2 separate regions of the Homo sapiens genome follow, and region 1 is linked to region 2. The links are chromatin contacts, found by Hi-C or POLR2A ChIA-PET in ENCODE. All regions are on one chromosome and are shown on one strand. Each heading gives the region's core, a stretch centred on a gene start or an enhancer-like site at or near the end of the contact. The rest is flanking DNA. Distances are from core to core; before and after follow the strand shown. Region 1 holds the start of ABCB1 (ATP binding cassette subfamily B member 1). Region 2 overlaps ABCB1 (ATP binding cassette subfamily B member 1).

Region 1 (2,889 bases), core at 330-2,829, 36 kb before region 2:
AGATGAAAGCTTTTACATTTACCCCAGATGGACCACAGGGTTGTTGTTAAGCCTTTAAACAGTGAACAATGCTGTACACTTGCATATGCAATTAGAACATGTGGAAAAAATAGTGGCCTGTTAGAAGCCTAATTAACAATTTGTGAAAAAAAAAAAAAAAAAAAAAAAAAGAGGCCGAGCTGTAGCTCACGCCTGTAATCCCTGCACTTTGGGAGGCCGAGGCGGGCGGATCACGAGGTCAGGAGATCAAGACCATCCTGGCTAACACAGTGAAACCCAGTCTCTACGAAAAATACAAAAAATTAGCCGGGCGTGGTGGCGGGAGCCTGTAGTCCCAGCTACCTGGGAGGCTGAGGCAGGAGAATGGTGTGAACCCGGGAGGCGGAGCTTGCAGTGAGCCGAGATCCTGCCACTGCACTCCAGCCTGGGCGACAAAGCAAGACTCCGTCTCAAAAAAGAAAAAAGAAAGAAAAACAAAAGAAAACTTCATTGTATTGTAAGGCCAAGAACAAAATATATCAAGATAAGGAAAATTTGTAGTCAAGAATAGAAAAAAATTATGGCTTTGAAGTATGAGTTATTTAAAGAAAGTGGAAACATCCTCAGACTATGCAGTAAAAAACAAAGTGATTTTCTTCTTCTAAACTTATGCAATAAACTGATAGGTAATATGTGAAAGTCATAGAATGTAGACTAGAGGATACAACAAACCTATTTCCTCTATGTTCATAAGAAGTAAGAAAAGCTCTGATGTGAGTTAGCATTGCTTTACAATTTTGAATTGTGCAGATTGCACGTACTTTTCCTCAGTTTGAAGTAAATAGTGGACAGGAAAAAATATTAAATGTTGGCAGTAAATATGGAAGGAAATTACAACTAATGTAATATGCTAAAACATGCTATGTTTATTTTACTAATTTGAATTAAAATGTAAGAATTTAAAATGCCCTGGAAAAACACGGGCATTGATCTGACGTCTGAAGTTTTAAAATATTACACACTTTGAAATAGCATTTGTACCTTGAAATACCTGTCTCTATATATTTTTTAAAACTTCCTTTTTCTTTCATTCCATTTATCATCAAATAAAGGATGAACAGATGTAACTCAGAAACTGTCAAGCATGCTGAAGAAAGACCACTGCAGAAAAATTTCTCCTAGCCTTTTCAAAGGTGTTAGGAAGCAGAAAGGTGATACAGAATTGGAGAGGTCGGAGTTTTTGTATTAACTGTATTAAATGCGAATCCCGAGAAAATTTCCCTTAACTACGTCCTGTAGTTATATGGATATGAAGACTTATGTGAACTTTGAAAGACGTGTCTACATAAGTTGAAATGTCCCCAATGATTCAGCTGATGCGCGTTTCTCTACTTGCCCTTTCTAGAGAGGTGCAACGGAAGCCAGAACATTCCTCCTGGAAATTCAACCTGTTTCGCAGTTTCTCGAGGAATCAGCATTCAGTCAATCCGGGCCGGGAGCAGTCATCTGTGGTGAGGCTGATTGGCTGGGCAGGAACAGCGCCGGGGCGTGGGCTGAGCACAGCCGCTTCGCTCTCTTTGCCACAGGAAGCCTGAGCTCATTCGAGTAGCGGCTCTTCCAAGCTCAAAGAAGCAGAGGCCGCTGTTCGTTTCCTTTAGGTCTTTCCACTAAAGTCGGAGTATCTTCTTCCAAAATTTCACGTCTTGGTGGCCGTTCCAAGGAGCGCGAGGTAGGGGCACGCAAAGCTGGGAGCTACTATGGGACAGTTCCCAAGTGTCAGGCTTTCAGATTTCCTGAACTTGGTCTTCACGGGAGAAGGGCTTCTTGAGGCGTGGATAGTGTGAAGTCCTCTGGCAAGTCCATGGGGACCAAGTGGGGTTAGATCTAGACTCAGGAGCTCCTGGAGCAGCGCCCAAACCGTAGTGGCACTGGACCATGTTGCCCGGAGCGCGCACAGCCCGCGCGGTGCGGGGACCTGCTCTCTGAGCCCGCGGGCGGTGGGTGGGAGGAAGCATCGTCCGCGGCGACTGGAACCGGGAGGGAGAATCGCACTGGCGGCGGGCAAAGTCCAGAACGCGCTGCCAGACCCCCAACTCTGCCTTCGTGGAGATGCTGGAGACCCCGCGCACAGGAAAGCCCCTGCAGTGCCCATCGCGGCCAGAGCAGCTGGGGCATCAACGGCGGGCGCTCCCTCTTACTGCTCTCTGGCTTCGACGGGGGACTAGAGGTTAGTCTCACCTCCAGCGCGCCTGAGGCTCATGCATTTGGCTAATGAGCTGCGGTTTCTCTTCAGGTCGGAATGGATCTTGAAGGGGACCGCAATGGAGGAGCAAAGAAGAAGAACTTTTTTAAACTGAACAATAAAAGGTAACTAGCTTGTTTCATTTTCATAGTTTACATAGTTGCGAGATTTGAGTAATTTATTTCTAGCCTCCAGCTCTGAAATAAATGACATGTTGTTGTTTTTAATTATTTTTAAGAAACGCAAGCTAGCCTTTGGAATCAATATCCCTGCTTAGAGCAGAAGTTTGTTGGCTGAGTGGAGCACAGCATATGCATTTTCCCTGTCTTTTTTGTTCTTTCTTTTAATGATACATAATATTTTACATATTTATGAAATGGGGTACATGGAAGCGTTTTTTACATGCCCGGAATGTGTAATGATCAAGTCCGGGTATTTGAAGGATACATCACCTTAGGTATATTTCATTTCTATGTGTTGATAACATTTTAAGTCTTCTAGCTACTTTGAAATATACAATATATTGCTAACTGTAGTCACCCTCGTCTGCTATCGAACATTGGAACTTATTTGTCCTATCCAACCGTTCTTAGTCATTCACCAACCTCTTTTCATTTCACCTTTTTACCCTTCCCGGCCTCTTTCCCTTAGTCTTGGTGTGCCTCTTT
Region 2 (2,805 bases), core at 31-2,530:
TGCCCCATTCACACGGCAAGTAGAGACTCAAGTTTAGTGAACTACAGATGTCCCATTCAATTAACATTTTTTTTTACTTTAATGTTTTTGGCTTTCTAGATTTTTGTTTAAGTTTTAAATTGATTTTACAGTTTTGTCAGCATTCAAACACAGTTAAATTTTTGGTTATAAAATAATTTAAGAAAACAGATACTTTCTAGTCCCTAAGGATGCATATAAATCCTTGGCCTTCAGCTCTCTCTCCTGTCATGAAGGCAGAGAGGTAGAAGTGGCCCTCTCTACCCCAGCACACGTTTCCAGTGATCTTTTAAAACTTATTTTCCATTTCAAGGTGAACATGGTGTTAATTTTAAACTGATTTGATATGAGTGTATTTTCAGTAGAGAAATTGGCCCAGTATGTAATTTTTGTGGAGTTCAACACAACTCAGATAAGGCAATATAAATTCATGTAGCAAAAGTAATGAATGGACAACCAAAACCAAGCATCACACAAAATAAGTCAGGTAGTAAGTATTAAGAAACTGTAGAAATTTTAACCTGTATAATGGATATTATTTTGTTTCTGCAAATAATAATTATCATTTATTGAGCATTTATTGTCACGCAAATGCCTGTGTTATCTTTCTGAAGTATAGGTATTATCTCACTTTACAGAGAAAGAAACTGAAGTTCTCAGGTCTCTGTTAATTTTTTGCTCAGAGTAACATAGAGTTCAAATAATGTTTCTGGGGATTATCAGTTAACTAAAATATTTGGCAAAAGCTTCTTGTCAATTGATTTTTCTGTATACTAGAATGTTAAGCAAGTTAGGTGGCAAACTCTTCACATCAGTATTTGTTGAAAAATTACTTAAAATGTTTTGATGTCTGTTTTAAGATTAAAAACAGACCATGAGTTAATCTTTTAATGATTAATTATGCATTGCTTCACATGCCATTTATTTAGTAAAAGGAGCCCCAGGCTGGCTGCTAGAGACCTAAGCTTTAATCCTCACTCAGCATTACACTTTTGGTATCATTTCAAACAAATTTCTTAAATTCTTTGGATGTCAATCATATCAAAAAAGAAATGTAGTTCACTCTGTGTCTGGGAAGCCTCTTTGTGTCTGTGAGCCTGAGGCTCTACCTTCAAACCTAGAGACACAGAAGCAAATAGATATAGCAGAAAGGGACCCAATCACAGCAAGTGACCTGGCCCAGGAAGCCTCTTTTGTACTTTGTGCCCAAGACTGTCTTCCCAGCGCCCAGAGACACTGGGCCACTAGAGGGCATTGGTACAGGAAACCACCACACTCTTCCCGACCTGGCAGTCTGATCTTGAAAAACCACTTTCACTCCCTCAAGCAGCAGAAGCAGGGGCCAGTGGGAGCCCCAGAAGCTTCACATAAATCAAGCCGACCAAAATAATACTACAAACACTCTGAATATTAAACCGCTCCTGGAACCACAGCTCACAAAAGTAGACCAATACTATCATGCTAAACTTCAATGGAACAACTGCCGGCTAGAGTAAGGCAGGTTTATTTTATTTTAACTTTTTAAAACTTTTATTTTAAGTTCAGGGGTGTAAGTGCAGGTCTGTTCCATAGGAAACTTGTGTCATGGGCATTTGTTATACAGATTATTTCATTACCCAAGTATTAAGCCTAGTACCCATTAGTTATTTTTAATGACTGTCTCCCTCCTCCCACTCTCCACCCTCTAATAGGCCCCAGTGTGTGTTGTTCCCCTCTATGTATCCATGTGTTCTCATCATTTAGCTCCCACTTATAAGTGAGAACATGCAGTATTTAGTTTTCTGTTCCTGAGTTAGTTTGCTAAGCATAATGGCCTCCAGCTCCATCCATGTCCCTGCAAAGGACATGATCTCATTTTTTTTATGGCTGCATAGTATTCCATGGTGTCTATGTACCACATTTTTTTTTTATCCAGTCTATCATTGATGGGCATTTAGGTTGATTCCATCCTTGTTTTGTGCCAGTTTTCAAGGGGAATGCTTCCAGCTTTTGCCCATTCAGTATAATGTTAGCTGTAAGTTTGTCATAGATGGCTTTTATTATTTTGAGGTGTGTTCCTTTAATACCTTGTTTGTTGAGAGTTTTGATCATGAGTGGATGTTGCATTTTATTGAAAGACTTTTTGCATCTATTGAGATAAGCAAGTGCTTTTGTTTATGTGATGAATCACATTTATTGATTTACATCTGTTGAGCCAAACTTGCATCCTGAGGATAAAGCCTACTTGATCATGGTAGATAAGCTTTTTGATGTGCTGCTGAATTCAGTTTGCCAGGATTTTGCTGAGGATATTTGTATCATATTTGTTCATCAAGGATACTGGCCCAAAGTTTTTTTGTTGTTGTATCTCTGCCAGGTTTTGGTATCAGGATTATTCTGGCCTCATAGAATGGGTCAGAGAGGAGTCCCTCCACCTAAATTTTTTGGAACATTTTCAGTAGGAATGGTATCAGCTCTTCTTTTTACATTTGGCAGAATTCAGCCATGAATTCATCTGGTCCTGGGCTTTTTTAGGGGGTGGTAAGCTATTATTACTGCCTCAATTTCAGAACTCTTTATTGGTCTGTTCAGGGATTTTATTTCTTCCTGGTTCAGTCTTGGGAGGATGTATGTGTTCAGTAATTTATCCATTTATTCTAGATTTTCTAGTTTATGTGCACAGAAGCATTCATAATATTCTCTGATGGGATCCTTGTGACTGAATTGTTCTGCATCATGACTGTGTTGTGTACTACCATGTCCAGCTAGTTTTTAATTTTTTTGTAGAGATGGGGTTTCTATGTGTTG

What was found. Hi-C counts contacts between places; a loop is a spot of excess contacts on that map. ChIA-PET counts read pairs that join two places held with the same protein, here RNA polymerase II (POLR2A). Pooled maps may share reads with other maps.
Region 1: a loop to region 2 is called in a map of Calu3, with 4 times the contacts of the local background. The contact joins the promoter of ABCB1 here to the enhancer-like site in region 2. A Hi-C loop is called at or near these places in 5 of 168 maps with a recorded cell type or tissue (CD8-positive, alpha-beta T cell, Caco-2, Calu3 and 2 more), 4 of 37 single-sample maps with no recorded cell type and 11 of 50 pooled maps. POLR2A ChIA-PET finds 5 or more read pairs at or near these places in 8 of 52 experiments (CD4-positive, alpha-beta T cell, HCT116, HepG2 and 5 more).

The regions. Positions count from the first base shown.
Region 1 is chr7:87,599,574-87,602,462 of GRCh38, reverse strand. ABCB1 (ATP binding cassette subfamily B member 1) reads left to right here and starts at 1,579. Exons shown (of 28, transcript NM_001348946.2): 1 at 1,579-1,708; 2 at 2,273-2,346. The coding sequence starts at 2,279. RefSeq lists enhancers at 2,678-2,889, 2,277-2,889.
Region 2 is chr7:87,562,911-87,565,715 of GRCh38, reverse strand. The region is part of intron 7 of ABCB1 (ATP binding cassette subfamily B member 1); the gene reads left to right. Among named protein-coding and RNA genes, the nearest start is that of ABCB1, 37 kb to the left of the region's middle. Within about 2 kb of position 1,280, at least 2 of the 41 ENCODE cell types and tissues checked have a DNase peak (open chromatin) inside an H3K27ac peak, as active enhancers do.